2 separate regions of the Homo sapiens genome follow, and region 2 is linked to region 1. A link is an interaction called in ENCODE POLR2A ChIA-PET data of the cell type or tissue named here. Cell type or tissue: B cell. All regions are shown on one strand. Links, peaks and the distances in the headings refer to the core of each region. The heading gives the core; the rest is flanking DNA. Region 1 overlaps GCN1 (GCN1 activator of EIF2AK4). Region 2 holds the start of LOC124903033 (a long non-coding RNA gene).

Region 1 (15,741 bases), core at 5,419-10,418:
CGTGGGCGGGAGTATAAACAAGACTTGCCACGAGTGGGTAAACGCCGAAGCTGAGTGACAGGTACGTGGGGGATTCTTATAAGTCTATTCCTGTAAATGTCTGGAATTTTCTAAAAGCAAAAGTTGGCTGTGGGGTCAGCAGTCCCCTCACCTTAGTGATGGCATTTAGGGCATCCCAGCTCTCCTCCAGAACCACAGGGCTGGAGTCATTGAAGAGGCGGATCAGGCCCGAGACCAGGCTCCGCAGGTGGCTGGTGTAGTCAGCCTTTGAGCGGGAACAGTAGATGTTGAGGATGATGGCAGCAGCTTGCCTCATGCCCACCTCAGGGCTGCGGGTGGCCTCCAGCAGATCCTCGATGATGATCCGGTGCCCTGTGTCATCCTCTACGGAGAGGATCACAGCCTGACAATTGGCCATCTCCTGCAAACCACAAGGGACATGTGTGCTGAGCAGGGATCCTCCGGGCAGACGGGACATGAGAAAGCAGGAGCAGGCTCGCCCCTTACCAGCTGCTCATCTGGGGTCCCAAGCTTTTCCTTCAGGGCCAGCATGACCGCTGGGAGGATCACGCCAAGATGACGGGTGAGGGCATCACCAGCCACTGACGAAAGGAAAGCCAGCACCCGGGTGTTGACAGGTGGCGTTGTCAGCTGGTGGAATGACAAACATTAACTCAGTGAATACTGTGCCAGGTGCTGCGCTAGGCTCTGGGAACAGACGGGTGGGCAAGAGAGCCCAAGCCCACTGCTCAGAGCCAAGCATCTACTCCAGCATATCTTGGAAGACAACAGGGGAAGGATGTAATGCTTGCACTGCACCCTCCTCCCCCAGCCCTCCAACATCTACGTTCAGAACTGGTCTTCACTGCAGGCCCTGGAAATGTCAATGCCCTGGAGCCAGAGGGTGTTGACCACATGTTGGGATTTACCTTGGGCACAAGGTAGGGCAGCACCACACGACTCTTAATAGCCATGACTTGCTTCAGACCATCCAAGGCAAACTCTGACACCTCCTCGTCATCCTGCAGAGGGTGTTGGGGACAACCCTGAGGAATCTGCATCTCTGCTGTCTCAACCAGCCACCGCCAACTTCCTTCTCCACTTGTTTCCCTCCCTCCTGTTGCACCCACATTTCCTCACTGCCGAAGGCGAAGCACAAAGCCAAGTCTGATCTTGCTATACCCACTCCCTCTGGAGGGCCCACATTGCGACTGCCTTGGCAGAATAATCGCCCTGTATTTTCCATCTACAAAGACGGCAAAAGCCAAACTGGTAGGTAGGTGTGTGGTAGATCCACTCACCAGCTGCTTTAGTAAAAATGGGAGAATGTCCTCCAGAGCCTGGTGGCCGATGGTGGAATGCAGCTGCTCGAAAGTCTTGGCTGCCGCCTCTCTGACCTCCTCCAGTGGGTCACACAAAGCCTTCCTTGCCGTGGGCACGAGGGATTCAGAGAAATACAGCACCTGCAATGGCAAGCTACAACTGTACCAGATGCAGGAAAGGCAAAGAAGGAGCAGAAGCAGACAAGAAGCACAGGCAGGGGACTCTGACCCAGCTAGGCCACCCTAACTCTCTTTGCCTGACTTGTCTTTTAACTTAACTCTTTACTGTGAAATAAAAAAAAGGAGAGAAGGGGCCGGGCACGGTGGCTCACACCTGTAATCCCAGCACTTTGGGAGGCCAAGGTGGGCGGATGACTTGAGGCCAGGAGTTCGAGACCAGCCTGGTCAACATGGCAAAACCCTATCTCTACTAAAAATACAAAAATTAGCTGGGTGTGGTGGTGCACACCTGTAATCCCAGCTACACAGGAGGCTGAGGCACAAGAATCGCTTGAACCCAGGAAGCAGAGGCTGTAGCCAAAAGAGATGGTGCCCCTGTACTCCTGCCTGGGCAGCAGAGTGAGATTGTCTTAAACTAAAAATTTTAAAAAAATTAAAAAGTAGAGAGGGGCCGCGCACAGTGGCTCACGCCTGTAATCCCAACACTTTGGGAGGTGGAGGCAAGAGAATCACTTGAGGCCAGGAGTTTGAGACCAGCCTGGGCAACATAGTGAGACCTCACCTCTACTAAAAATGCAAAAATTAGCTACGTGTGGTGGTGCACACCTATAGTCCCCAGCTACTCAGGAGGCCATAGCGAGAGGATCACTTGAGCCCAGAAGGTCAAGGTTACAATGAGCTATGATCGCACCACTGCACTCCAGCCTGGGTGACAGAGTAAGACCCCGTCTCAATAAAAAAAAAAAGCAGAGAGGATGTGATGCACCCCCATGTATCCTTCACTGAGACTTAATAATCAACAGCTTGAATCTTTTAGGTGAATTCTCAATATACCTCCCATCTTCTCTAAGAACTGCAAACTCCTTCCCATGGCATCTGGCCCCCTCTCTCCCTGGACTCTTTCTTTTGCTTATTCTCTTGGAAAACTCCAAGTCCTTCTTCAAGTCTCAATCCAGACTTTGTGCTCTATGAAGTCTTTGGGTCTACAATGGAGCCAATAATGGCTCTGCTCCCTCAGTAACGATCCCAGCACAGCAAAGCCCACTCTGCATTCTAATGACTGGTTGGCATGTGGGCCTTGCCATTGGACTGTGGGGACTTTGCAGACAAGAACTCAGCCTCTGTGGAACTCTACCTCTCCAATGAATCACAACTCTTTCTGATGACAGAATTTCTTTTGATTCCTTGCCAAATGTAAATTTTAAAAACCAAACGTAAGACAAACATCAATATAGGAGAAGAGGGATCTGGTATCCTAGGAATTCAGACAAGGATGCCCAAGCCAAGCAACTGGCCACTTGCTTACATTTCTAGCGGGCCATCCACTTAATTGCTTTGGCGTTTTCATCCAAACACGAAGGCAGTGCCTAAAAGCACTCCTAACCTACTCCCCAGGGTGGTCTCCAGGATCATTTAACTCAGGAACCAAGTAAGAGTAATGGACTTCACACCCCTTGAACGTTGCTGCTATGGAAACAGTATTGTTGCCAGACGCAATATGCTTCCTCCCACCTGGCACCACAACTCTTACCTGCTCCCCTCCTGCTAAGGGTGAGTGCACACCCCCTCCCGCACCCTCCTGCCCTACCCACTCACACAGCTGTCCATCCCCTTTCCCAGAAGGAGGTGCACACATTTTAACTGGACTTATATAGCATCACAAAAGAGACTGATCCTGAGCAACCTCCACAGTTGTAAGAGAGCGATCATCTCCAGTTTCCAAAGGCCACTCAAGGAGGCATCCAAATCACTTAGCTCTTAGCCTGCAAAACTGACAGGAAAGCTGAGAAGACGGAGCCTCAAGTCCATGTGGCCCAGCCAGCACCTCCCCAGAGTGAGACTGGCTCATCCCTGAGGGCAGCACAAACCCCCTAGAGGTGAACCTCCTTCAGTAGCCCTCCCCCGCCCTCTGAGTCAGGTCGTCTGCAGTGCACAGCTGGCGGGATCCTTGGAAGATACTCACGGCATCCCGGCTGGTGGACTTCATGATCTCACTTAGGCCAATGCACACACCCTGCCTCTCATCGCTCTTCTGAGACCTCAGGCCTTCCTCAAGGATGGGGATGATCTCGGGGAGGATTTTCTCCCCTAACTTCCGCACAAGATCTCCCAATGTTCTCGCTGCAATCTGTCAACAGAGACCAATCCAGGAAGTAAAGTCCCTGCAAAGCCCAGGGCACCCAGAGGAGGACTCCAGAATGAGGGCCCTGAAACCTCCCAGGCTTTATCTGAATCACTGACTTAACTTCCCCAAATGCTCTTACCCCTAAAGAGCCCCCAAATACTCTCTGTAGTGCTTGCAAAACACTACCAAAAAATTATCTGTTTCACACACACCTACACAACCTAACATTAAGAGCCAGCAGCACCTTACACATGTACAAAAAATTCATCATCTGCTGCACAGTCAAGGGCCAATTTCCCTGGATGACTGAAGCCTTAACACTGTGCTATGGCTGAGCAGGAGCCGAATCTGGAACAAAGCTTTAAGGAAAAAAAAACATCTACTTTCTGAGACCTCATGCAAACCCTTCTTTAGAGCCAAATACACAATTTGCTTGCCAAGGATGGGGGGTTGGAAGTAGACCAAAGGAGATGGGCAGAAATGATCACCAGCCCATCTGGGCACCTCCTCCAGGCCCACTGATCTGTCTGCCCCTGCCAGCGCGCCAGCCTGATCTCATGCCGCACTGCTCCTCCCTGCCTCCTCACTCCAGCCACACTGGCCTTGCTCAGCCCCTACTGGTGCTATGTTCCTGCCCACCACGGGACCTCTGCATATCCTGTCTTTGTATCTGAAACATTATTTATTCCCTCTGTCTGGAATGGTCTTTCGCCACCTCCTCACCTGGTTAGTGCTTACTTATCTTTCATCTTCCAGCATCATTTCTTCTGAGAAGTGTTCACTAACACAGGCCCATCCCTCCCCAGCAGGTCAAATGCAGCTATTATAAGCATTTGCAGTGCCATGCAGCACTGGCCACAGTCGCATTTTACATCTCTTTGTGTGGTTATTTGATTAATATCCATCTCCTCGACTAGACTACCTCTCATGAGGATAAGGAATGAAGCTGCCTTTCTTCTCCATTGTGTCCCCAGGTGCTAGGCCCCTGCTTAGTGCACAGGAGATGCTAATAAATATTTGCAGAGGCCAGGCGTGGTGGCTCAAGCCTGTAATCCCAGCACTTTGGGAGGCCGAGACGGGCGCATCACGAGGTCAGGAGATCGAGACCGTCCTGGCTAACGTGCTGAAACCCCGTCTCTACTAAAAATATAAAAAAATGGCCAGGTGTGGTGGTGGATGCCTGTAGTCCCAGCTACTCGGGAGGCTGAGGCAGGAGAATGGCATGAACCTAGGAGGCGGAGCTTGCAGTGAGCTGAGATCACGCCACTGCACTTCAGCCTGGGCGACAGAGCAAGACTCCACCTCAAAAAAATAAATAAAATAAAATTAATCAAAAAATATTTGCAGAATGACTAAGTAAAGAACACAATGTCCCTCTGTTAGGCAGGGTGGATGGGTACTTTCCCAGGCTCTGCAGACCCAGCCTTCTAGGCTCTGAAAGGAGGCACTGGGGCTGCTGGTCCAAAACAAGGCCCAGGAAACTCACCGTTCTCTTATCTGCACACGTGCTGGCCAGGAAACCCAGCAGGAGCCCAAAGAGAGTGGGTAGGATCTCACGCAAGGTGCGGGGGGTATTGGAGACAACAATCTTCCAGACATGCAGGGACGCCTGCCGCACCACCAGCTGGGTGTCTGAGCGGCCCATGTACAGCCCTGCCAACACCCGGTTCCGCCGCTCTACCCCCAGGGCAGTGATGATCGCCTGCAGCCAGTAGAAGGGGACAGAGAGTAGTGAAGCCTCTATGGCATGGGCATCAGGGCACACCCTACCATCAGCAGGGGCAGGAAAGCCACTGCAGGCACCTTGTTGGACTGGGCAGTTCCAAAGTTATCATCCTCAGAGGCAGTTTCTGTGGTCATCTTCCCAGTGACTCCTGAGATGTGAAACAGGAGATCCCCAAGGAGCTGAACAGAGCTGAACCTGAGAAGGAGGCCAACAACACAGTCACACAGCTGCAAGGAGTGGGCTCGGCACAACTGAGCACTGCACAGAAGATGGAAAGAAGTGCACCCAAAATACTCATGACGGTCATCTTGGAATGGGAAGAGTCAGGTGGTTTACATTTCTTTACACTCGCCCACATATTTTCCAAGTTTTCTACTAATGAACATACATTAATGTTGAGGGAAAAAAACTTTTTAAAAACATGTAAAAATTTCTATAACAAAAGTTATAAAAAATAAAGTGAGTACAAAAGGGGAAGCATTAACAGGCAAGTAGGAAGACTGATCATCAGAAGTGGAGGAACCAGGAGAGGCCTTAAAGGATAAACTATTTCAGGCCAGGTGTGGTGGCTCACGCCTGTAATCTCAGCACTTTGGGAGGCCAAGGCAGGCGGATCACCTGAGGTCGGGGGTTCGAGACCAGCCTGACCAACATGGAGAAACCACGCCTCTACTAAAAATACAAAATTAGCCAGGCGTGCTGGCAGGTGCCTGTAATCCCAGCTACTCGGAAGGCTGAGGCAGGAGAATTGCTTGAACCCGGGAGGCAGAGGTTGCGGTGAGCCGAGATCATGCCACTGCACTCCAGCCTGGGTGACAGAGCGAGACTCCGTCTCAAAAAGGAAAAAAAAAAAAAAAAGACCACTGTATGAATGTGCTATATTTTTAAATCAACCTCCAATTTTTCAAATGGTAAGCAATACTGCAACAAACATCCTTATGTCTAACAGCTTTAAGCACTTGACCATTCCCTACATCCTTGAAATATATTCCCATAAGTAAAATTTTTAGATTAAAGAGTACTTGACACTTAAAATCTGAATACAAATTGGAAGCCTGTATAGAGAGGACTTTTTAAAAAAGAATCAGAATAAAGACATTGCTACAGGAAACTGGAAAAGTTACAAAATGGTTAAAAGCAAGGGTCTGGAAAAAGTTGAGAGAGTTCTTGGCAACATTCTGCTCTTCATTTCTCAACTGGAGTTATCAAAATGCAAAGTTCAACCCTTTGGATCTTTTTTTTTCTCCTAAGACAGCGTCTTGCTCTGTTGCCCAGGTTGGAGTGCAGTGGCACAATCTCGGCTCACTGCAACCTCTACCTCTGGGGCTCAAGTGATCCTTCCGCCTCAGCCTCCTGTGTAGCTGGGATTACAGGTGTGCACCACCATTCCCAGCTAATTTTTTATTTTTTATAGAGACAGGGTCTCACTATGTTGCCAGGGCTCATCGTAAACTCCTGGGTTTAAGCAATCCTCCTGCCTCGGCTTTCCAGAGTGCTCGGATTATAGGCATGAGCCACCACGCATCATCCCCACTGGGTCTTTCTGCCCAAGTTCTCACCTGATTCTCCAAAGGTCATCAAAGAGGCCTTGCTCTAGCTGGGGCAGCAGCAGGGCGATGGCTGTCTCAGCGTACATGGAGATAACCCGCTGGCCCGCGCGCAGGGCGGTGTCACGCACAAACTCATTCTCATCAGCAAGAGCCTGGGCACACAGAGGGTGGGTCAGCCAGAGCTGCCACCCCCAGGCCCCCAGCCCAAAAAACATGGGGCTCACTGAAGGCTGAGGGCTCTGCCAACCAACCCCAGCCAGCAGGGATCTCTAGCTCTCCAGGTGAGCACTTGCCTCCTGCCCTCCTCAAGGACTCTACCCTTGCCAAGGTCATGGTACCTACTTTGAGGATACAGGGGATGATGGGCCCCACATAAGGAGTAAACTTGTCTCCAAAGGTGATGGGCAGGTAGTTAAACATCATAATGTAGCCATCTCGGACATGGGGTGCAATGTCCACTTTGCTGGCTGTAGCCACGATTTCTGGCATCAACTTCTCCAACTTCTCCACCCCCAAACCGGCCATGACCTCAGCCAACCCTGCAACAAAGGACAGAATGAGTCCACTGGATCTGAGGGCCCCTTAGAGCATTCCCAGGCTGGCCACTGGACCTGCTCTGGCCTTACCCTGTGCAGCGCCTGAGCGATCCACAGAGCTCTGCTCATAGGTCAGTGTCTCCATCAGCCACGGCAGCAAGTCCTCAAAGCACGACTCCCCCATGCCCTTCACCATGGCCCCAAGGGCCTTTGCAGATACGGTCCGCACCTGTCAGGTAACCGAGAGCAGAGATGGTGTGAGAAGATGAGGCTCAAAACAAGGTAGCCACATGGGAGCAGGAAGGGGCACCGAGGGCCTCTTTCTCTTTACCCAACAGACACAAAAGCAGCTTTGGGGAATTCTCAGGAATCCATTTATGGGGACTGGATGAGGGGCCTGGCCCATCCCCCAGCCTACCTCAGACTCACCTCAGGCACAGGGTCCAAAAGCGATGCTTTCAGGCCAGGCGTCACGCTGGGCAGGTACGGAGCCAAGTCCTGCAACAACACAGGAGGCGGCTCAGGTGAGGCCCGACTCCTGCTTTCTCCAGGCCTGTTCCACTGTGGACCCTGACCTCCCCATTCTGCTGGCAAGGAGTGCTTGGCAGGGGCACCTAGCATGCAAACCTCACTGCCCACGGAACAGGGAGGGCAAGTAAGTCCCCTCTCCGACTGGTTCCTTCAAGGCCCTCTGCAATTGCTCAGGGACTCCTACAAGGGACCCCAGGCCCATCCTCAACAAACAGGAGTTCAATGCTCTTGCACCTCCCACCCTTCTCTTAGGACCAAGGCCTGTCCAGACTCTGGAATCTTTAGCAAATTACTTCTGGTAATTTCCTTTCAGAATTTTATTAACATCTTCCCTTTCTTCATCTCAAAATGTTTATGTCTTTTGATAGAGCATTCAGCTTTAGGGAATAATTTTAAATACAGAAAATGCCTTATGTTCACTGCAGCATCACTTAAAATAGCCAAAAACCTTGGACACTATATGACCAATGATAGAATTATATAAGTTATGGTATATAAACTTGTTGAGATATTATGTAACTATTAAAAATCAGTTTTGTGAATAACTTGTTATAACTTGGGAATAAGTTTTAAGTTTAGGAATGCCATTTTTAAATGTAATTTTAAAAATTAACAGTAATTGGCCGGGCACGGTGGTTCACGCCTATAATTCCAGCACTTTGGGAAGTCGAGGCGGGTGGATCACCTGAGGTCAGGAGTTCGAGACCAGCCTGGCCAACATGGTTTCACCCTGTCTCTACTAAAAATACAAAAATTAGCCAGGCATGGTGGTGGGCGGCTGTAATCCCAGCTACTCGGGAGGCTGAGGCAGGAGAATCGCTTGAACCCAGGCGGCAGAGGTTGCAGTGAGCCGAGACTGATTCAGTGCACTCCAGCCTGGCAACAGAGCAAGACTCCATCTCAAAAAAAAAAAAAAAAAAATTAACAGTAATTATTTTCGTGGTGGGGAACTGTAGATAAAATATTTTGGTTTTCTAATTTTTTTAATTAATTAATTTACTTTTTAAGACAGGGTCTTGCTCTGTCACCCCAGGCTGGAGTGCGGTGGTATTATCACGGCGGTATTATCACGGCTCACTGTATCCTCAACCTCCTGGGCTCAAGCTATCCTCCCATTTCAGCATCCCAAAGTCCTGGGATTACAAGCATTAGCCACCAAGCCTGGTCTGTTTTTCTGGTTTTTTAATTTCCCAAATTTTCTAGGATTAATATAACTTTTATATATTTTTTTTGCCCATAGCCTCAGTAAGCAAAGCAGAGCTATGGCAGACAGTGAGACCACACATGTGAGCTCCTAAGGCAGACAGTGAGATCACACATGCAAGCTCTTGGGAGCAAACAAACAAACAAACAAAATCTCCCAAACCAGGCTCTCCTGACAACAATACAGGAGTATTCTTGTCAAGAGCAAGTAGTCAAAGTGGCAAGCACTTCAACACTCTTGAGAGGTCAAAAGAGAAGACAGGCCTTTCTGGGCCTCAGCTGAGAACTAAGAAGGACTTGAACCACTGCGCTAAGATGCCCAGAGAGCCCGGATTTCCACCACAAAATGGCTCATTTCTCCCCATAAAAATAATTAGGGACTAACGTCCATAACTTTCCATGTCTAATGTGGGGACTCTGCACCTCTGACTCTGCACTCAAACATCTTCTGGTCTATCCCACACTAGCCTCAGCTGGGCCGCTACCTTCTGGTCTGTCAGGGAGTACATGTTGCCAATAATCTGGGCTGCCATCTTCCGCGTGTCCGTGGAACGGTCCTGGAAGGCTCTCTGGACAATGGGCATGATGAGGGCCAGGGATGGGGCATCAATGAAGTGGACAAACTTGGTGTCCAGCAGGGTCTGCAAGCACTTCTGGGTCTTCCTGGAGGGATCCGTCAGGGCATCCAGGAGGACTGGAGCAATGGCTGCACATCCAAAGAGAAGAGAGCTGGATGATATACATCTATGCAGCTGCAAGGCCCCTGGGCCCCCAGAACTAGAATGGATCAGAAGAGAAGGGAGTCTGGCACACCTCCTCCCTGAAACCCCACAAGTCACCAGCTGGGGAAGACAGGAAACCCACAAAGAGCAATCCTTGTTTCACTCCAACTCCTGACCTCAGGTGATCCGCCCGCCTCAGCCTCCCAAAGCGCTGGATTACAGGCATGAGCCACAGAAATAAAATTTTTGAAAAGCATGTATCCTTAGTAAATTTCTGGTTTGCCTATCGGTAATGGAGAAGTGTGTTGAAATCTCCCACTATGATATAATGTATTTGTTAACTTTTCCCTATAGCTTTATAAATTTTGTTTTATGTATTTTGAGGTTATTCCACTTTCCAGACTGAAGTACTGACTGGGCACTGGCAGCTGAAGCTTAGAATTTAACAAGTGACATGCTGGTCAAGGTGGCTGGCTGGGTTTTGTTCCTAGCGATCGACCTCTTCCCAGTACTTGAGAAAGAACCACATCCAGAGTAGTCAGGTTAATCCTAACCCTTCCTTAACCCTCCCCTCTATCAAAGGCCTCCTGGAATGAGATGGAATAGCAAGTTTTCACAGGTCCTAACATTTTGAATGGTGCTGATGTGGTCCAGATAATGTCATTCAGTTCTGTTGACCTCATGCTCAGCTTAGTGCACAGGGATCTCTTGGAGTCAAACTGCTCCTGAGCCAATGACTCAGTGTCCCTATTTCACTGTGAACATATTTGTCCTCGGAGGCAAAGATCTTAGCTGAATGGGTGCAAGTTCCCTGCAGTGTCCAAAGGCTGCGGCGTTGGTGGGAGGTCAGGGCAAGCACCCTCACGGGAAAGGCCTACCCAGGATCTCCGGGTTCCTGATAACGGAGCCGATCTGCCTGAGCGCCTGCTGTCCAGCCTTCTGGACTTTGACATGGGAGTCGGTCAGCACCTCCGTAAGCTTGGGCACAATGTTGGGTAGACAGGATGACAGCTGCTTAGGAGCACAGTACGCCATTGCCCCAAGAAGCTCCACTGACCCTGTGGATAGCAGACACAAGCCCAGTACTGAATCACTGAGCAAAGGCCAGCAACTCACCTGTGCTGGCTACATGAGCAAGGGACATCTACCCTGGCCCCTGCAGACGGTGCTCAAGCAGTCACTGGGAGGAGGGGAGAGGGGGCTGGCTCTAGCAGAGGGGTCGAAAAAGCTCTTGTGGCCTGCTGAACAGTGGGATCCCAGGTGAGAGGCAGGGCAGTATGGGAGAAAGAGACCAGGATAGGTAAGACCTGGTTTAATCCTTACAGTGAGATCCAAGGCCAATTCACTGAATTTCTCTGAACTGTTTCTTCATCCACAAATGAGGAAACTGATTTAGATTTGTGTTGTTTCAAACTACAGGGTGAAGCCTGAAGGACTGAGAAGGAGGTTGAGTGGGAGGGCCTTAGATGGTGATCCTCCCCCAACTAGAGCAGCTCTACTTTTATCTGTTTGCTTATTAGGGTGCCAGACATTTTATTTATTTATTTTTGAGACAGGGTCTCACGCTGCTGCCCAGGTTGGAGTGTGGTGGCAAGATTATAGCTCGCTGCAGCCCCAAACTCCAGGGCTCAAGTGATCCTTCCACTTCAGCCTCCTGAGTAGCTGGGACTACAGGCATGCACCACCACACTTGGCCTATTTTTTTTTTTTTTGGTAGAGGTAGGGTCTTGCTATATTGCCCAGGCTGGTCTAAATTCCTGCCCTCAAGAGATTCTCCTGCCTAAGGTTATTTTCAAAAAGAGCTTTCCTGGGGGGGGAAAACTTTAAAGCCAAAGAGGAGCTTTAGAGCTTTAGGATATCCTGACTTAGGGTTGTGGCTCTTGTCAGAGACCTGTTTCTTGGCATGAAAGCACATAAACTATAGAAAGATCCAACTGCCAGAGGGAGAGCTGGCCAGGCGTGGTGACTCACACCTGCAATCCCAGTGCTTTGGGAGGCCAAGGCAGGAGGGTCACTTGAACCCAGGAATTCAAGGCCAGTCTGGGCAACATAGCGAGACTCCATCATTACAAAAAAAAATACAAAAATTAGCCAGGTGTAGTGGCATGCTCCTGTGAGAATGGTTTGAGCCCCAAAGGTAAAGACCAGCCTGGGTGATAGAGCAAGACTCCATCTCAAATTTTTAAAAAGGCAGAGTCTTAACCCTATCCCTGGTCTGGGGAGCTCACAGGACAAGAGCTGTGGCTACCCAGGATCCTTGCTGAGGCTGGTTTTCATAACAGGAAGCTGGGAAGAGAGGCAGAGCGAGTGGTCTTACCAGCTTTGGTCCGCCACGATTCCTCCTCCAGGGCAGCCAGTAAGGAGGGGAGCACCAGCTTCACCCCGTGAGCACTCAAGTTGCTCATCACAGCCTTGGCACAGTCATCTGCAGCCTCAAGGGGGGAGAAAACACATTCAGGGGCCTCCTCACCCAAGCAAGGGGCAAGGCCTGACACCAGTCCTAGCGTTCCTCCTATAACCAACGCTTACTGGGGTTCTATTATGTCAGACCCTGTGCCAAGGCCTGCAGACACAGCTGGGAACACATCTCATAAAGTTTCCATGCTGTTCTCCCGAGCAGTCCGGGGACTTACCTCACGCACATACTGGTTTCCATCCCCAAAGCACAGGAGCAGATGGGGCAGCACGTGAACCACATACGGCTCAAAAAGTTTCCCCAGCATGGTGCAGAGCATCTCGAAGGCAAAGAGGGCTCCTAGGGGAAAAGAAGGTGGGACGGCTGGGAAGAGAATGTCCCCTGGGGGTAGCCACAGAGAACAGAAGGGACAGCAACCTCCCTGCCACCTCCCACCCCTCTGGAAACACTCAGAAACAGCTGTGGAACTAGTAGATGCCCCATGAGGAGGCAGCACCCTCTGCCTCAGCTCAAGAAGCCCCAGCAAAGGAATGTGGCTGAGCGAAAGGGAGGACAGCACAGGGGAGCCACCTTCACTTCTTGGCACTAACAGTTAAAAAAGCCAAACCTTGGCCGGGCGCGGTGGCTCACACCCATAATCCCAACACTTTGGGAGGCTGAGGCAGGCAGATCACGAGGTCAGGAAATAGAGACCATCTTGGCCAACATGGTGAAACCCTGTCTCTACTAAAAATACAAAAATTAGCTGGGTATGGTGGTGGGCACCTGTAACCCCAGCTACTAGGGTGGCTGAGGTAGGAGAATTGCTTGAACCCAGGAGGTGAAGATTGCAGTGAGCCGAGATTGTGCCTGGAGACAGAGTGGGACTCCATCTCAAAAAAAAAAGAAAGAAAGAAAGAAAGAAAAGCCAAACCTCTCTCAGCTAAGGGTGTTGCTGAGTTAGAAATTTGTGGCCGGGCGCGGTGGTTCATGCCTGTAATCCCAGCACTTTGGGAGGCTGAGGCGGACAGATCACGAGGTCAGGAGATCGAGACCATCCTGGCTAACACGGTGAAACCCCGCCTCTACTAAAAATACAAAAAATTAGCCGGGCGTGGTGGCGGGCGCCTGTGGTCCCAGCTACTTGGGAGGCTAAGGCAGGAGAATGGCATGAACCCAGGAGGCTGAGCTTGCAGTGAGCCAAGATCACGCCACTGCACTCTAGCCTGGGCGACAGAGCGAGACTCCGTCTCAAAAAAAAAAAACAGAAAAGAAAAAAAAATTTGCAAGTCCAAGGAAAGCAGCAAGGACGCAGCTGGACTGGGTCGCACACAGCGGGGCCCTCTGTAGTACACGCACAAGCAACGGCCTCCACCTGGGGCGCCACGGTCAGATTCCTTCCTCTGGCAACCTGGGGACCAACTTCCCATGCTGGGCAGCCCCAAGCTCAGAGATGCTCACCCTCTCGCCGGCGGAAGTTCTTCTTATCTTGGATGGCATCAGTCAGTGCCGCCATCATCTCCTGTTGCTTCAGCGAGAGGATGCCCAGGCCCTTCACCAGGCCCGCCAGGCCATAGGCGGCCCCTTTGCGCTCTGCGTACTTGTCTGACTCCAGCAGCTGCTGCATAAGCCTCTGGATCATCCCTCCAGCATCCTCCTTGATGGCTGGCACAAGGGGTGGCAAGCAGCTGGCTACGGACTCCTGGACCTGGGGAAGGGCCCACCTGTCAATGCTGTGGCTCCGCTGCAGCCGTTTCATGGTTGGTGGGGGGTCTGACCATTCTACACAGCACCCACCACTAGATGTCCCAAGCCCCATCTCAGCCACTGCCTGCGGATGTCACAGGGCACCAGAGAAGCAAACAGGTATACACAGTGTTGTATACCTCTGAGGGTGCACACTACAATCTGCTGACGACAAAAGCTTTGGCCCATATGGTGCCATTTCTGGTCTAAATGGAAAACCTAGGCCTGGGCAGTGGGGCAGGGGACCAAGGAAGGGACTCTAAAGACTAAATCCACTCAGAAAGAAAGCTTCCAGAGAAGTGTGCTGCTTTGCCTCCATAAAAACAGCCCGTGTCTCTGTTTCCAAACTTGTCAAAATCACAGAGAAATTGGGCAGGGCCTTATAGGACCAGGCACAAATTGAGTGGAACCAAAAGACACTCAATCCTGCCTCCCAGCCGCAGCTCACTAAGCCCAGCTTGGGAGCAGCAACCCCGAGGCCATGCTGGCAGGTGCCCAGGTGCGACTCTTTTGCTGCTTAGGCTTTCTGACACCATATTTGACCACAATTTTGGAAACTGGTTTTCAACTGTGCATTTTTTTGGTAAAGTTTTTTGTTGTTTTTTGTTTTTGTTTTTAGAAATAGGGTCTTACTCTGTCACCCAGGCTACAGTGCAGTGGCACAATCATAATTCACTATAACCTTGAATTCCTGGACTCAAGCAATCCTATTGCCTCGGTCTCCTGAGTAGCTAGGAACACAGGCATGGCCTCCACCTCTGGCTAATTTTTAAAGTTTTTGTAGAGACAGGATCTCACTATGTTGCCCAGGCTGGTCTCGAACTACTGGCCTTAAGCAATCCTCCCACCTCAGCCTCCTAAAGCACTGGGATTATAGGCATGAGCCACCACGCCCAGCCCAACTGTTCACTTTATGAAGACACTCTAAGTGGTCCAAAATGCAAACCACACACACACGCGCACACACACACACACACACACAAAATATATATATATAAATATATATATATTTATATATATATACATGCGTGTTTTTCAAAACAAAGAAAAAGAAATTTATTTGCACTGTAGCTTAGAGGCTACATTAAAACGCACCTGTAGCCTCCTAAAGCACTGGGATTATAGGCATGAGCCACCACGCCCAGCCCAACTGTTCACTTTATGAAGACACTCTAAGTGGTCCAAAATGCAAACCACACACACACGCGCACACACACACACACACACACAAAATATATATATATAAATATATATATATTTATATATACATACATGCGTGTTTTTCAAAACAAAGAAAAAGAAATTTATTTGCACTGTAGCTTAGAGGCTACATTAAAACGCACCTGTAACACACAACCAACACATGTAGAGGGCCAGAAAAAGGCTTGACATAAGAGAAAGCCTGACCTTTTATTTTTTTTCCCTTTGGATTCCCAGTGCACGTTAGTGAATAGAAAAAATGGAACTATCTAGGAGGTCTATTAGAACAAAGTAACAAAGAAACTCCCTCTCCAGGGGCATTCTTCACTATAAACCAGGTGAGTAGAAAAAAATGAAACTATCTGGGAGGTCTACTAGAACAAAGTAACAAAGAAACTCCCTCTCCAGGAGTGTTCCTGACTATAAACCAGGCTCTCCCCTGCGAGAGGGGGTGAATCCTTAACAAGAACTGGGCTTTCAGGGCCCTGATTGTCCAACTCCACCC
Region 2 (15,741 bases), core at 4,127-9,126, 460 kb before region 1:
CAATCACGTCATGCTGAACCACCTATACGCGCTGTCTATCAAGGTAATGACATGTCTGTCCCCATGAGAGCTGTGTTGCCCAGTGTGTGCTCTGAGGACCCCCAGCAGTGGAATGACCTGGCGGGACTGACTTAAAGGGCAGCTTCCAGGGTCTGGCACAGGCCATCAGGCTCAGGTTCTGAAGCTGGCCCGGGAATTTGTGGTTTTATGAAGCCCTTAATGATTCTCATGTCCTCTGAGGCTTGAGCCCCTTAGTCCAGCCTTTGATCATTTCCACCTTGTTCCTTAGGATGGAGTGATGGTGCTCAGCGCAACCCACCGGTACAAGAAGAAGTACGTCACCACCTTGTTATACAAGCCCATATGAAGAGCTGGGGGCGGATGGTGGCCCAGGAGACAGCACACCACCAGGCTCCACACGTGCATGCTTTCCCCAAGAGGGAATGGACTGTACATTGCTCATTTCACACTCTTCAGAAGACATTTCATACCTGCCCTGGTCCTGCTTGAAGGTTTGTCCAGGCAGAGCAGCTCCTGCAGCGCCTCGGTCTGTGACAGTCCTCCTAGCACCCCCATGGCTTTGAGCCTCGGGGACTCATCAAGTCCAAGAAAAGAGGGAGGGGTGGCAGAGGATCTGCAGCCCTGGCCCCGCGGTGCATGAGGCTGGGTGCAGTTCTAAACCTACATTCTCGATTTTTCTTAAGCCAAAAATGAATGCTAACTCCTTTGCCAGTAAAATTCTGGGAAACAGGGACTGAGGCCACACATCATTTCCAGTCATCTGTGTGTTTTTAAGGCCAGCCACTTGTCCCTGTTGAGGCCTGGCTATGGAACTAAATACAGTGTTGGTCTTGCCTGTCCTTCAAAATCAACAACAGATTGTCTCTCGGCTCCAGGGAGGTGTCATTTCTATAGAAATTAGAAGCTTTCTGATTTCTAGATGAGGTTTTACAATTGTTTCTTACAGTCATGTGCACTAAGTACTCTTTTTGTAAGCAGAGGTGGCTGGCTCTGCAGCCTTAAGGCCATTTTTTAAGTCACCACGTCTAGAAGTCACATGAACTCTGCTCAGCAATAATCTGTTCTCAGAACAGACTTTTCAACCTGCTGCCGGATTTCTCCATTCAGCTGGATGATCCTCAGGACTGACCAGTTAGCTGGCAGGTTGTCCAGCTTTTTATTCCAGTCATAATAGGTGACAGTGTTAACCGTGAAAACTTGAGAGGCACTCTGCCCTCTTCCCTATAAAATCACACAGCGTGATTTTACAAGGTCCCGTGGCACCTTGCTCAGGACCTCTGCCCCTAGTTAGCAAGACTGCAGCAGTTGCTGTTGCTTATTCTGAAAGGAATGTAGAACTTGACAGCAGCCTTCTGAGTCTGGGTCAGGAAGATGTCCTTTGGACCAAAGCAGACTTCTTTATACGCAGCTCAGTTTCCCGGGAGTCGCCACAGATGTACCCACTAGCCCAGGTTGCTGTGAGTCAGCGGAAGCTCCCGTTATGCCCTTTGCTCCTGGTGGGAGAGGGAGGAGTGAGCTCCCTGGGTTCCAGTATTTACTTGGTATACCTGAGTTTGGGGGTACCCTTTTTTGTGACTTTTCAAAACAGTGAATTACTGTCACCTTGATGGACAAGTTTCAATAAAACTTTGTAAAAATAATTGGACATGTGCCTGGAGGAGCTCTGATTTTATTCAGTCCCTTGGAGAAGAGACTGGAACTCTTCGAGAGTTGCGTTTCAGTACCGTTCTTGTGGCTCTGAGCGGACAGGGCTACTCCAGCTGCCCAGGCCTGAGAACCAGTCCTGTGACTCACACCCATTCACACAGTTTGGAACCTTAAGGGACCCCTAAAACTGAGCCCCTCTGAACAGCTCAAGTCACAAGGGGAAGCTGAAGAGGGGTAACAGCAGAGGCTCCTGGCTTCGGCCAGTTGTTGGTGTCCCCAGGCCAGAGGGTTTGTTTCCTTTTGCTCCTAAACAAGCCCGGTGGGACAGCCTGGGATCGTGACCCTGGCGTGTGAGAGAGCAGGACGTTGTGGAGTCAGAGCTGTTTTCATCCACTAAAAGAGGCCGTGTCCCTCCTCCAAAAAGGTGGAAGGTTATGGGTGTTCCTTTAAGCCTTCTCAGGTATCAGGAAACATTTTAAATTTAGCAGAAAAGCATGCTAATGAGCTCTACCCACTGGTGCAGAAAACCCAAGCTGAAAATGCTATGTAAAATAAGACTGGTTTACTGGAGCCAGTCACCCCATGAGTTCTCCAAGCCCTGGGGCCACAGGGGACTTCCAGGTGAGGTCACTGCTGAGATGATGGAGGAGACACAAAACAAGAGGACATGGTCAGAGACAACACATCTCTGTGCGTATTCAAAGGATTTCATTTTCTTTAAAAAGCACATTATAGTCGGAAAGCCTGCCCACCAAGTGAAAGCCTCCATACCCAAGAAGCTAAAGGTTAATGGTGATTTTACAAAGGTGGAAAAGGAGACCTTGTTTTGCCCAAATCACAGGGGCAAAGCCATATGTCAAATCGTGTCCTATGACCAAGTAATCCTTTCTTCATTAGCATTTCCTTTATGGGTGAGGACTTAGTTAAAGCTTAACTCAAATTGCTTTTCAATGAAGATACATTTTTCCCTCTAGAAGCTGATATACAGATGAATTTATAGAGCCAAATTAAAGCCTAAAAAATTACTAAAATGTAAATCAGTATTGCAGGGCTAAGGCCACAAACAGGAAGTCAAAAGGCCAGACAAGAAAATTGTGCCTGCACCTCAGCTAGCTCAATTAGGAAATCTCCAAGGCTCCTAAAAGACTGAGAGAAAAAACCTGGAACATCATGATACGATCTGTGGCTGAGGTCAGAGACTGAACGAGCCAGTCTAGGAAAGAACAAAATTTCATTTTAATTCAGTTCCTTTTGTATGAGCACAGTTTCACTTTCAAGCATTTACTTCCCATATCTGATCCTCCTCTGCTATTGTGTCACCTTCAAAATTCAAATGTCCCCAATGTGATAGTATTAAGAGGTAGGGCCTTTAAGAAGAGATTAGGTCATGAGAGCCCCTCCTCTCATGAATGAAATTGAGGTTCTTATCAAAGAGGCTTCAGGCAGCATTCAGCTCATGTGCCCTGGCACCTTCTGCCATGTGAGGACACACAGCTTTTCTCCCCTGCAGAGGACCCAAGCACAAGGCGCCATCTGGGAAGCAGAGAGTAGCCCTCACTAGACAAGCAAACCTGCCCATGCCTTAATCTTGGACTTCCCAGCCTCCAGAACTGTGAGAGAATGAATTTTTGTTCTTTATAAATTACCCATTCTCAGGTATTTTGTTAAAGCAGCACTAAATGGGCTAAGACATCCACCAATGTTTACAAATGGTTTGAATGAATTGATGAAGACCCAAGACATGGACCACTCATCAAATCATAAAGTTTCTGAGGAATAAAAGCTTCAGCACTCATCTTGGCCAGCAAATTAGTGGAGAAACAAACTAGAGCCTTCTGCCCTGGTATGCCAACTATAATTGTCTTCAGGAGAAAACATGGAAGTTGTAGATACGTATACATTTCTTCTAAAACCCCAGTCATCCCTATTAATTGTAAAAACATCCACAGGATCCTCCTAAGAGTCATCGTCACTATAGTGAGTCAGACATTTGGAGAAGATCCCAAAAGCTGGAGCAGCAGCCGGAGCCCCGTCTCTGGGACCCCAGCCACTGGCTCTAGAACGAGCCACCAGGCTCTGCCCTCAGGGTGGGCTCCCACAACTACATTGTCGTCTTGTCTTTCATACAACTAAAGAGCCTTTCCCCAGATGAGGATGCCAGCTCTTACTGCTACCTCCCCCTAAAAGAATTCACCCATCCCATCTGAAATACTCAGTGGCCAGTGAGAACAGGCCAAGATGTGTATACCCTTGGTCGATTTTTTGTTTCCTTTTTTGTGGCTCTCTGAAAGACAGCCTGACTTATGCAGAGTAATAAAGTCATTTTCAAGGTTCTTTCATCTACCTCTAACAATCTCTCTAGGGCAAATAGAGTTCCGTTCATCATTAACAGACTCAAGGGAAAACAAAGTGATCAACACTGGACTCTATTTCCACTACCCCCACCCTCCCCAGCTTCAGGAAACAGCTTCAGCATTTGAGTGGGCAAATAAGAAACTATTTTTCTCATTTAACACTGTAGGCCTAGAGCCACGGTCTACATGCTTTAGACATCATTAGCAGTATTTAAATTGCCAAGGAAGACATGGGACTAAAACTAGAACAGACCACGGTTTCTCAACCTTGGCACTATTGAGGCTTTGGGCCAGATAATGCTTTACAGTGGGGGGCTGTCCTTTGCCTTGTAGGATGTTGAGCAGCATCTCTGACCTCCACCCATTGGATACCAGTAGTACTCCCGAGTTGTGACAACCAAAAATGTCTCCAGACATTGTCAAATGTCCTCTGGGAGGAGGGAAGCAAAATCTCCCCATGGCTTAGAACCAGTGGAACAAGCCAGTGTAACCACTGTATTCTGAGAATGGAATCTGAGCTGGCCCCCACGAATGCTTTCTATAGCAAATCACATTCAAGAGGTCCAATTCTGAAGACAGTCCTATTAAGCAAATTCTCTTTTGGCCTAACCCTCCAAATCCTAAAGTTCCATGGTTATGGAATTTGCTATGCAATCAACCTCTTTAGTCCGGTGACAATTAAGTTGTAAGCGCAGAAAACATGACATCTAATTTTGTGCTTATGAAACAGGAGTGGCCAGCATGAAGAGTTAGGCCTCATTTTACGGTGTGGCTGTGGAATTGGTTGGTTGTTTCTTTCGGGCTATTCCTTAGGGTTCAAACACTCTTCCTTGGCACTTCCTTTTGAAACCAAACTATGTTGACTTAGCTTTGGAAGTTTTCTGTGACCTCCCACAATCCTCTAGACAATCACTGAAATGCTTGGTTGATATTTAACAGATGTTTTTCTAATGCTACAAGGAAAGAAAGGTTCACATTTCACCACTTCATCTTCTGAATTATTTTCATTCTTACAACTACGACCTTGTGGCAGATTTTCATGCCCAACAGTAACATCGAAAAGAACAGAATTGCATCTGTGGTTCCCATCACAAGCAACAAAGACAGATACGACTCTGCGAGTCCAATTTTGACCGTGGTCAGACGACTTCATTAGAAAATAAAAATTCAAAGACTACAACCCACAGGAACCATGAAAACAAAAACATCACCATTTGCCAAAACCCGTTTGTCTGGATCGAGCAAGTTTATACTAACAAACTAAAGAATGAGAAAAAATTTATCTTGCAGACTGTAAAAGTTCCTCTACTTAAAAATGGAAGTATTTTCATTTTTAATTACCTTTGATTTGAATTCTTCTCTACAAAGAAATCTACATTATTAAATTGTAGTTGGCCTTTTAATAGATGAAAGATATCTTGAGCTGACCTGTTCCTGGTTAGCTGATTATAGAACTGGGTAATCCATTCTTCAGTAATCCTTTCCAAATGTCCTGTGTGACTGCTTGAAGAGCTTTCCAGCTCTGCAGTCCTATAAAATGACCTTAATAGCCAGTTCATGGTTCACTGGAAGTATTGACCAAATTTCCACAGTCAAACTCTTGGCAGAGAATGTCACCAATCGCTTAATTCCAGGATAGCAGTGTGCCCTAACCACCACGTGGCTTCCTCTATCCCACTCCAGAGGAAAACCCTCCCCACAACGTAAAGAAGGTCCCATCCATGATAATACACCTACACTGACACGCTGGTGATAGTTTTTCTTTCACAGTCTCTCAAAAAAAGAAGAGGTCATTGCACTAAAGCACACATTAGTTTAGATCATTGCTTTATTTCACTAATTGTTCAACAACAAAGTTCATTCCTCTCAAGGTGGATCTTGAATCATTCCTTGTGTTCTCTTCCTCGTTCTGAATAAAAAAGGTAATGAAGAAAAAGCCTGTACTTTTGGAGACCTAGAATCTTGATTGATGCTAATAAGCTTTTGACAGCAATTTCGTGTTACGGTATATCCTGCTGGCATCTTGGTGGTCACACGGAGCTCCCCACCCTCCAGTGAAGATGGCTGTCCACAACTACCACCATTGAAACCAAAAGTAAGTGTTGAAAAATGCACCTTTTACAATAAAAAAGTAGAAACCAATTCAATTTCCTCTTTTTTTTTTTACGAATATAAAGTTTCTTGTAAATATGTACAGTCTTTTGAGCTAGTTCTATATAGCAGAAAGCAGTTCACAGATGAGACACACAATATACATTTTCAGGGCTCAAGAAGCCCATTTCTCATGGAGATCCTAAATGAAATGCCAAGACTGAAAGACCCATTTTCAGTGACCTTTCCAAATACTGTGGACCAAGAGACAAAACTTCAGCAAACATTCAATCAAATCTGCCCTGGGGACGGGAGGGGAGGGAGTACGACCCCACAGACTCCAAGCAACACATAAAACGCCACAGCAGGACATTTGCCAAAGGAGCTACCACATGGAGGTTTGTAGGCGTTTCAAACAAGAAAGCACTTAGGTTAAGACACGAGCAGGAAGGAGCTGGGATGCAGGCCAGGTTGCAATCTGGAAAGGGATCTGAACTGTGGACACAGTTGAAAACACGGTCATGTTCACCTGCTGCGGTGGAAACGGGTCTACCTTTGAGCCTACCTAGGAGGTGCCTGGGTTGTTGAGGCGGGCCTAAGAGTCGTGGAGGACCCAAAGCAACAGATGCCTTGTGGGAGATTAAAGGCAGAAATAAGGCCGCGAGTTAGCTTGCCAACTGCAAAGCCTCTAGGTTGGTTCTGTACCAGTTGCCAGGAATTTCGTACTCTAATAGGAGGGTCCGCAGACCCAGTGGGAGCCGCACTGCACCTAAGGACTTCCCAACCCTGGCGGAGCTGGAAGAGTTGAGCTGCGGCTGCTTTCTCAAACTTCCTGGTCTTAGGTCTAGCCCTAGGGAAAGGCTCATTTGGAAAGTCACAGTTTCGTGGGGTAGAACCGCGCTGGATTGGGTGTGAACAGAGTCATCCTCTGCAGGCAGGGAAGTGTGAAGTTTGGAGGGGACACTGAGTGGGAGGTGGTGGTTTGCTGAAATCCTTCTCTGGTCGTAAGGCTTGAGCGTTTTGTTTTTTGTTTGTTCAGTGCTACAGACTGCAGCTTGTGGTGGCCAGTTAGTCGGCAAGTCGTCAGAGGGTCTCGATTTGGCAGGAGCTATGGGATGGTATTAATACATTGGCAGAGCAACCCAAGGGGGCAGCACATGCAGTGAACTGCCATGCAGAACTCCCGACGGGCCTCTTCCCCATCCCAGAGTGGGGAACAACACGCCGTCACAGACAAGGAAGTGGGTGCCCCCGTCCCCTCCCCGACCCCGAGACCCAGGAGTGCTGGGCTCCGAGCAAGTCTATTGCATGCTTTCCTGGCCAAAGCTATATGGAAAGCGGGAACAGCAGGCTGGGGAGATGACGCTGGGGGGTGGGGAAGGAAAGCGTCTCGAGGTCCCTTGGCCCCAAGTCACTGCCTCCGAGCTGAGGCCCCGATGACCTCCATACATTCTCAGCTGGTGGGAGGGGAAGTCGTCAAGGCCATAAAAGGCAATGAAAACAGTAAACATTTGGCTACGATGTCACCCTGGGGAAAGCAGGGCCATCTATGAGAATGAACAGGAACAAGGATGAACCTACTTGGCTGCGGGAGGTTGGCCAACTGACCGGGACTGTTCTACACTATGCCTCGGTGGCAAAGACCTGATGATGTGGTCGAGCTAAAAATGACTACAACAGGAAATACGTCGCTATTCAAATCTATTAAGAATTCTGTTGTCTTAAAAAAAAAAAAAAAAAAAGGAAAGAAACAAAGAGAAAAAAAAAAGAAAAACCAACCAATCCTAGGATCTTAAAGTAGCTAATTAGGATTCTAACCATGTTGTAGTTAGCATCCCGGTTGGTTTCCTTTGATGAACTAACTGGTACAGGCTAGAGCTAGGTACAAAAGTTTGTGAATGCTTTGAAAGAGTAACAAAGTGCAAAGAGATGACTGCAGGGAGGTGCCCAGGGCAGGCACCGGGCGCTGACAGCTCCGAAGAGCCTCAGCCACCTGCCCCTCCTGGAGACAGGGGTGTCCGTGCCGAGGTGGGTCTGGGCCCCGCTGAGCCAGAGGGTGGCTGAGCACGTGGGCGCTTGGGTCCCCATCAGCAGAGTTCCATAGTGTGTTTGGTGTTTTCCTGCAGATCAAGATGAGGAGTTGGTTTTTCTGGCTGAGATTTATACTGAAGACTGGTCCCAGACCTAGGAGTGAAATAAGGAGGAGTGTTAGCCATCCGAGGCCAGAAGTTGCTGTGCTCACCTTGCATGATGCAAATGGGAATCTGCAGCCCCTGGGCTATCCCCTTCAGCAGCTAGCAGTGAGTGCTTGGCAGGGCAGCACCCGCTCCAGAGCCTGGGGAAGCCAGGGAGTGAAACTCACTGGAAAATCCCAAAGCCGTGTGTGTACCTGCGATGCTGTAAGCATGTGATACACACACATGCACATACACAGTTTCATCGGTCAATTGGGAGGGATAAGAAGCCATATGGATGGTGTTTCCTTCTTTCTTTACCAGCAGGTGAACTGCAGGTGGCATCAGAAGGAGAATGCCACCCAGAAAATCAGCCCCAAATGGCAGAAAGGTGGCTCCTTGACCTGCTTAGCCTGCTAAGGAGGCACCAAGCACTTGAGCCATGCCCTGCCTGGGGGAGCCCCTGGTCTTCCACACCCATCCCTCTCCTCGATCGCAAACCTAAAATTACACAGATCATTCATGCACATGATTTAAACATTTCCAAAAGTTCAAAGTTCTTCTGGAAGGCAACCACTGTGAACACTTTCTGTGTAGCCTTCCAGAAAAACAATTTATATATACACATGTGTGGGCTGAGCGTGGTGACTCACGCCTGTAATCCCAGCATTTTGGGAGGCCAAGGTGGGAGGATTGCTTGAGCCCAGGAGTTCAAGACCAGCCTGGGCAACATAGCGACATTATGTCTCTAAAAAAAATAAAAAGGGCCGGGGGTGGGGGTGGGAATCAGACAGATGGTGGCTTGAGCCTGTAGTCGCAGCTATTCAGGAGGCTGAGGCTGGAGGATCACTTGAGCCCAGAAGTTCAAGGCCGTGGTGAGCTATGATCACACCACTGCACTCCAGCCTGGGCAACATAGTAAGACCCTGTCTCTAAAACAAAACAAAACAAACAAACAAACAAACAAACAAAAAGTGGGGGAAAAAGTTAGCCAGACATGGTAGCTACAGCCCATATTCCCAGCTACTCAGGAGGCTGAAGTGAGAGGATCACTTGAGCCCAGGAGTTTGAGGCTGCCGTGAGCTATAATCACGCCACTGCACTCCAGCCTGGGGTAACAGAGCAAGACGCTGTCTCTCAAAAGAAAAAAAAAAAAAGAAAAGCATATGTGTGTATGTGTGTGAATCTATATCTATGTTTGAAAAAAGCATGCAACATTTCATATAGGATGCTATCATTTGGGTTTCAAAAGGAGAGCACACATATATATTTGCTGGTACGCACAGAATATCTCTAGAAACTGCTACCACTTGCCTCTGGAGAAGGGAAAACATTTTTTGGTAGCTATTATATTTTGAGTTACATGCATACATATTTTCCTTTTCAATTACACACACGTTATCCATTTGCTTAGGAAGCTCTTTTTTTTTTTTTTTTTTTTTTTTTTTTTAAGACAGAGTCTCGCTCTGTCACCCAGGCTGGAGTGCAGTGGCGCGATCTCGGCTCACTGCAAGCTCCGCCCTCCGGGTTCACGCCATTCTCCCGCCTCAGCCTCCCAAGTAGCTGGGACTACAGGCACCAGCCACCACACCCGGCTAATTTTTTGTATTTTTTTCGTAGAGACGGGGTTTCACCACATTAGCCAGGATGGTCTCGATTTCCTGACCTCGTGATCCACCCGCCTCGGCCTCCCAAAGTGCTGGGATTGCAGGCGTGAGCCACCACGCCCGGCCAGGAAGCTATTTCTTAAGGTACATTTTCTTCCTAAATTCCTGTGTCTCGCAAAGTCTGAATTACAGTCATGGAGTTCCTTTTTTAAACAACAGTGGCCCCGTGGGGGCCTCAGTTCCCCAAGTCACTCCTGGCCTCCGCAACAGACACACAGGCCTCGGAATGCTGCCTCACCTTGTTCACCTGGGACAGCGGGGTCCTCACGGCTCCCGCAGGCAGCCGGCCCCTGCTGCTGTCTTCAAACAGCCTCCCGGGGGACCGCTCTCTCCGCGTGCTGAGCATCCGGCCGGGGGACTTCTCTCGCTCCAGGGGGCGGCCAGGAGACTTGTCCCTGCGCAGCTCGGTCCGCCCCTCGCGGTAGCGGTGGGGTGTGCTTGGCTCTCGCGGGTGGCTGGGGCCTTCGGGCGGCGCTGGGCTGGAGGCCACGCGCTTGGTGATGTGCTCGTTGTACGTGGGTGGGCCTCGCTTGTTGGGGCTGCTGGCGACACAAGAGGAACGTAGGGAGCTGCGAGGCCACAACCCCAGAGGGGCATTTTCCTTCTTACCTGAGCAACCCCCTCCTTGACCCAGCCTCACCACTGATTATCAAGAGATTAGACCTGGAGTTCTTTGGACTTTGCCTGCATTTGATTTTGGTAGCAAAGACAGGGAAGAGAGCAAAGATGGCAACAAAAGACAACCCACCTTCCTCAGTGCAGGCTTTCATTTACTGAGCACCTACTGTGTGCCAGGCCTGTGCTAAGTTCTTCATCTGCCATCTCTCATTATCTCATTAAATCATCACAGCAGCTCCTGAGCTATGAACAAGCATGACCCTCACTGTACAGGCAAGAAAATGGGGACAGACAGGAGTTAGGTGACTTGCCTGAGCTAATGAGTGGTAGAGCTGGGATTCCAATAAAGACCAGTTTGATAGGCCAGGCGCAGTGGCGCACACCTGTAATCCCAGCACTTTGGGAGGCCGAGGCAGGTAGATCACGAGGTCAGGAGATCGAGGCCAGCCTGGCCAACATGGTGAAACCCCGTCTCTACTAAAAATACAAAAATTAGCCGGGCGTGTTGGCGTGTGCCTGTAGTCCCAGCTACTCAGGAGGCTGAGGCAGGAGAATTGCTTGAACTGGGGAGGCGGAGGTTGCAGTGAGCCAAGATCGGACCACTGCACTCCAGCCTAAGTGACAGAGCAAGACTCCGTCTCAAAAAAAAAAAAAAAAAAAAAAGACCAGTTTGATGTCATAAGCCCCATATAATATCCTACTGACCTACTATTTCCCAGAGCCTAGAAGGCACAGAAGGAAGTCATCAACTAGGAGGTCAGCCTACTAAGACCCAGAAGTCAGGGACCCACAAAGGCCCTCAGTGCAAGGAAGCAGTTTGGAGAAACCCTGTACTGATCACTGTTAACTGCCATGTCTGTCCCACTCCTGGGCCTCGTGTTTGGTCACCTCTGCCCCCATGTGGCTTTCCAAGAGTCTCTGACACCTGATGCAAATGCAGATGCTCAGAAGGTGGATGGTTCTCAGTCATGACAATAAGACGACCGAGAGGTGTAGGGATCAGGCCTGATAGAGTCAGGAAACTGAGCAGGGCAGACAAAGTAAAGCGGGCTCAGAAAACGTCCCAGGCCTCAAAGGTTGATAATTAGTAACCAAGCAGTTGAAAACACTGCGGCCTTTTTGTACAACCCAACCCAATCCTCCACCCACTCCTGGCCTGGATATTTCAAATGAAGATTTCAGCAGACCCAGGGGCCAAACTCCCTCTCTGAAGATGTAGTAAGACCTACAAACACAGAGAGAACTGAAATGTGGCCTTCTGAGTCAATTCTTTCCCACCCTTGATCAGCTCTAAAAGTACTAGGGTCCCTATTATCTCAGCATAATTTGTGCTTGGAAAAGGCCCTACTTAAAATGGAGGAAAAAAATTACAGTGAATATTACTTGAAAACATATTTTGTTTGATTGAGGCTTTATCTTGGAATATAAACTTATTTTATGCTAGATATTTTTAGTATTTAAATTACAATGCAATTACATGCTGATTCCAAAAATGAACCAAGCATGAATCACAGAATGATTTGTTTTGTGCTAATTGTCTCAACAAAATTGCTGCTAACATGCTCTGACACCAACGTTGGACACATTGGACTTTTGCAGTGGATCCTAAAGAAGGCTCTTCAAAAATATTTGAAAAAGCCGGGCACAGTGATGCATGCCTGTAGTCCTAGCTATTAGGAAGGCTAAGGAAGGAGAATTGCTTGAGCCCAGGAGTTCAAGACCAGCCCGGGCAATATGGCAAGACCCCGCTTCTAAAAAACTAAAACTAAAAATTAAAACAAGAAAAGTGTTTTCCCAAAGGACTATCTTAATCCTTGATATTTAAATCCTTCTCATTGGAAGAGGCTATAATTTTATCAACTTGTTCATTTCTTTCTTCAATTATTGGTCTAACTGTATCAGAACCTCTTCTGTCAACGTCCATAATTGAGAAGCGACAGCAAAGACAGTGTTTATTGTGGAAGGAGAGACTCTAGAACAGGCTTGAGGGCCAAATCCGGAAGATGCTTGTTTTTATAAATACAGTTTTATTGGAATGAAGCCATGCCCATCTGGTTATGCATTGTCTTACAGCTGCTTCCGCATGACCACAACAGGGTTGAGCAGCTGAGACAGAGACCATATGGCTCACAAAGCCGAAAATATTTACCATCTAAACCTGTGCAGAAAAAGTTTGCCAATTCCTCCTCTACAATATAACAGAGAAGTTGGTGTGCAGAGATAATTTCATAAGGGCTCAGTTCATAGTGAATAGTTTCATGCCATGCTCTTGCTTTCCCATGCAACTGTAACGTTTGGAGATTCAGACAACGAATGCTCAGAAGGCCAGAACCCCTGTCTCTGCAGCAGTAAGATTTAAGATAACTCAGATTTCAACATCTTGAAATCAAGGTTTATATTCATCTCTAGCCATATGGCTTTGAAATCTGGAAGACAAACAAAAAAATAAATTCCGAGTAGGAGAACTACATTAAGCCTACTTGTAATGGAAAAGAAATGATAAGATGTGTCCACAAGAAACTATCATAAAACAAATGAGAGGGTGCTCACTGGCCAGGGGAAGAAGGATTGCTCAAGGGAAGGCCATTCAGGACGTCAGCTGAGATTAACGGGAGGAAGGAACACACCCGTCATTCCAAGCCAAGTGGGCAGTCTTCCATCTCCTTATCCATTAATGACCCATAATCTACCACATCAATTTTATGGTTTTTTGGCAAGGAGTTACGTTTCCTGCTCTGCTAAACAGACCAGGGCAACGAAGCCTGCAGTGAATCAGACCCAGAAAGCCAACCTTCTACATTCTCAACTGCCCAAAGAAGTCAGCGACCAAAAGATCATTCTATAAGCCAAGAGATAACCAACTACTGATTTTCCAGACATGCCACAGGAAAGCAAACACTTTTCTGCCCCTCGTTCTCAGGAACTGGAACTGTTTTGATCGCACAGTAAGCAACTCCTTTGAGAGACTATATAATCTCAAAAGCAAGGTGCCTGGCCACCTATCCAGTGAGGCAACGGAGGAAAAAAATCTAATTACAATATTTCAATGTGTTTCTGGCATGACTTGGGAACTACTTAAAAAAGATCTAGACATTTTCAGGGGAGGACTGTGGTGCACTGAGCAGTCACTCTTGAAGCAGGGCCAAGCCAAGAGTTAGGAGCATTTAATTATTGGCACTTCTGGTTTTTCAGCAAGTTCCTCAGGTTAAAACCACACTAACCAAACATTTCAGATTAATTAACTCCTATACATCAACAAAAGAGAGATTATTCATTAGGACAGTCTTGCCCAAGATCTTGGTATTTTGTAATATTAGTTGTGGTTCTTCCACCAAATTATGGGCTCCTGGAATATAAGAACATGCTTTCTACATCTCTGTATCCCCAGCCATAGACATTATGTCGGGCACATGGTATGGAGTCCACATAACTATTTAGAAGGTAGACACACCTTATAATAATCCAGAAGATTATCTTAGGTCATTTATTCCCGGGGTTAAATAATCTCAGACCTTCTTTGCAGGCCAAGGTTTCAAACTTCCTACACCTCGAGCTGGATCTAGCTCCTAGCACTGTGTCAAGACGAGGCCAGTCCCACTTCCACACGCAGCTGGTGGGATGGCAAATGGGAGAAGCCTTCAGGGCAGAAAACTCCACACTGTCCATCAGATTTACAAATCCACATCAGCCATCACCCATTCACCCACACTTTTCTAGGAATTTATCCTACAGATAGATTCCTCAGCATGTAAAATGACGTAAGGAGAAAGTCATTTATTGCAGCAACAGATTGGAGACAACTCGAACAGCCATTAATGAAGAAGCAGTTAAACCAATTAAGGTACAGCCCTGATAAGGAAGGTTGTGCAGGCATCTGGGGAGAAATGAATGAATAACTACTTCTCACACTGACACGGAGCAATCGCCAAGACACATCAAGGTACAGGAGAGTATGCAGAATATGCTGCCACTTGTATTAAAAAGGAGGGGTGGTTGCGTGTAGTGGCTCACACCTGTAATCCCAGCACTTTGGGGGGCCAGGGCAGGCAAATTGCTTGAGCCCAGGAGTTCAAGACCAGCCTGGGCAATGTGGTAAAACCCTGTCTCTACAAAAAATACAAAAATTAGCCAGGTGTGGTGGCGGGCGCCTGTAGTCCCAGCTACTCGGGGGGAGGCTGAAGTCGGGGGCTCTCTTGAGCCCAGGAGGCGGAGGTTGCAGTGAGCCGAGATCACGCCACTGTGCTCCAGCCTGGGCACAGAGTGAGACCCTACCTCGAAAAAAAATAAATAAATAAAAATAAAAAATAAATAAACAAGGAGGGGAAGGGCACTTCCAGAATGCCAGACTAAGGACCTCTCACAACCTGTTTCTCCATAAAAGCAACAAGATCACTGGCAGTTGTCAAAATCAACTTTTCAGAGCTCTAGAAATTAACCCTAGCCCTTTGCGCGGCCACTCTCGAGGCAGGGTCAAACCAAAAGAGTCAGGAGCACGTGGGTATTTGGCACCTCTGCTTTTCCAGCAAGTTCCTGGGATCAAAACCACACTGAACAAGCATGTTGCAAAAAAGGCCTGCAACAATTCAAAGAGTGTTTATGCAAGAAAAACAAAGGAATCTCAGCAAGAACCGAATGTTTTGTGACATTCAACTTGCCCCATACCCACTCCCCTCTCCCCAGATCTGTGGAAGAGTTGAAACCAATGTCCTTGGAACCACAGTAGCTGTGAAAACCAGCAGTCTAGTAGCCACTAGAGGGAGCAGATCAGGATTGAAGCTCCCCAAAAAGCCCCATCCCCAGAAAACTGTTGCTATCTGACCTGCCTAGCGACGCTCCGTGGAAAAGACCCATTCTCAGGGCAGTGGATCTGACTGTACATTTGGTTGTACAGTTGTCCCTTGGTGGCCTGGGGGACTGCTTCCAGGACTTCCTGTGGGTACCAAAATCTATGGATGTTCACATCTCTTATATTAAATGGTGTAGGACCAGACACAGTGCTTCAAGCCTATAAACCTAGCACTTTGGGAGGCCAAGGCGGGCAGATCACTTGAGCCCAGGAGTTTGAGACCAGCCTGGGCAACATGGTAAAACTCCATCTCTACAAAAAATACAAAAATTAGCTGGGTGTGGTGGCACACACCTGTAATCCCAGCTGCTCATCAGGCTGAG

The links. Peaks named below come from ENCODE experiments on the same cell type or tissue, not always from the same donor. Only the 100,000 strongest peaks of a DNase experiment are listed, where the experiment ranks them.
Region 2: POLR2A ChIA-PET joins it to region 1 with 10 read pairs; 2 of 35 experiments call an interaction of 5 or more read pairs at or near these places.

The regions. Positions count from the first base shown.
Region 1 is chr12:120,137,394-120,153,134 of GRCh38, forward strand. GCN1 (GCN1 activator of EIF2AK4) reads right to left here. Exons shown (of 58, transcript NM_006836.2): 34 at 13,752-13,998; 35 at 12,529-12,650; 36 at 12,213-12,327; 37 at 10,774-10,953; 38 at 9,659-9,879; 39 at 7,869-7,937; 40 at 7,530-7,668; 41 at 7,246-7,442; 42 at 6,913-7,055; 43 at 5,431-5,548; 44 at 5,114-5,329; 45 at 3,466-3,630; 46 at 1,302-1,463; 47 at 930-1,022; 2 more. Among named protein-coding and RNA genes, the nearest start is that of MIR4498, 10 kb to the right of the region's middle. In B cell, for the core only: no CTCF peak of the experiment used is centred there; no DNase peak of the experiment used is centred there.
Region 2 is chr12:119,679,959-119,695,699 of GRCh38, forward strand. CIT (citron rho-interacting serine/threonine kinase) reads right to left here. Exons shown (of 48, transcript NM_001206999.2): 47 at 10,193-10,496; 48 at 5,833-8,297. The coding sequence ends at 8,274. It overlaps LOC124903033 (a long non-coding RNA gene), which reads right to left and starts at 5,528. Exons shown (of 2, transcript XR_007063485.1): 1 at 5,364-5,528. PRKAB1 (protein kinase AMP-activated non-catalytic subunit beta 1) reads left to right here. Exons shown (of 7, transcript NM_006253.5): 6 at 1-43; 7 at 290-1,661. The coding sequence ends at 367. RefSeq lists enhancers at 1-448, 2,044-2,103, 2,274-2,403, 7,792-8,662. In B cell, for the core only: no CTCF peak of the experiment used is centred there; no DNase peak of the experiment used is centred there.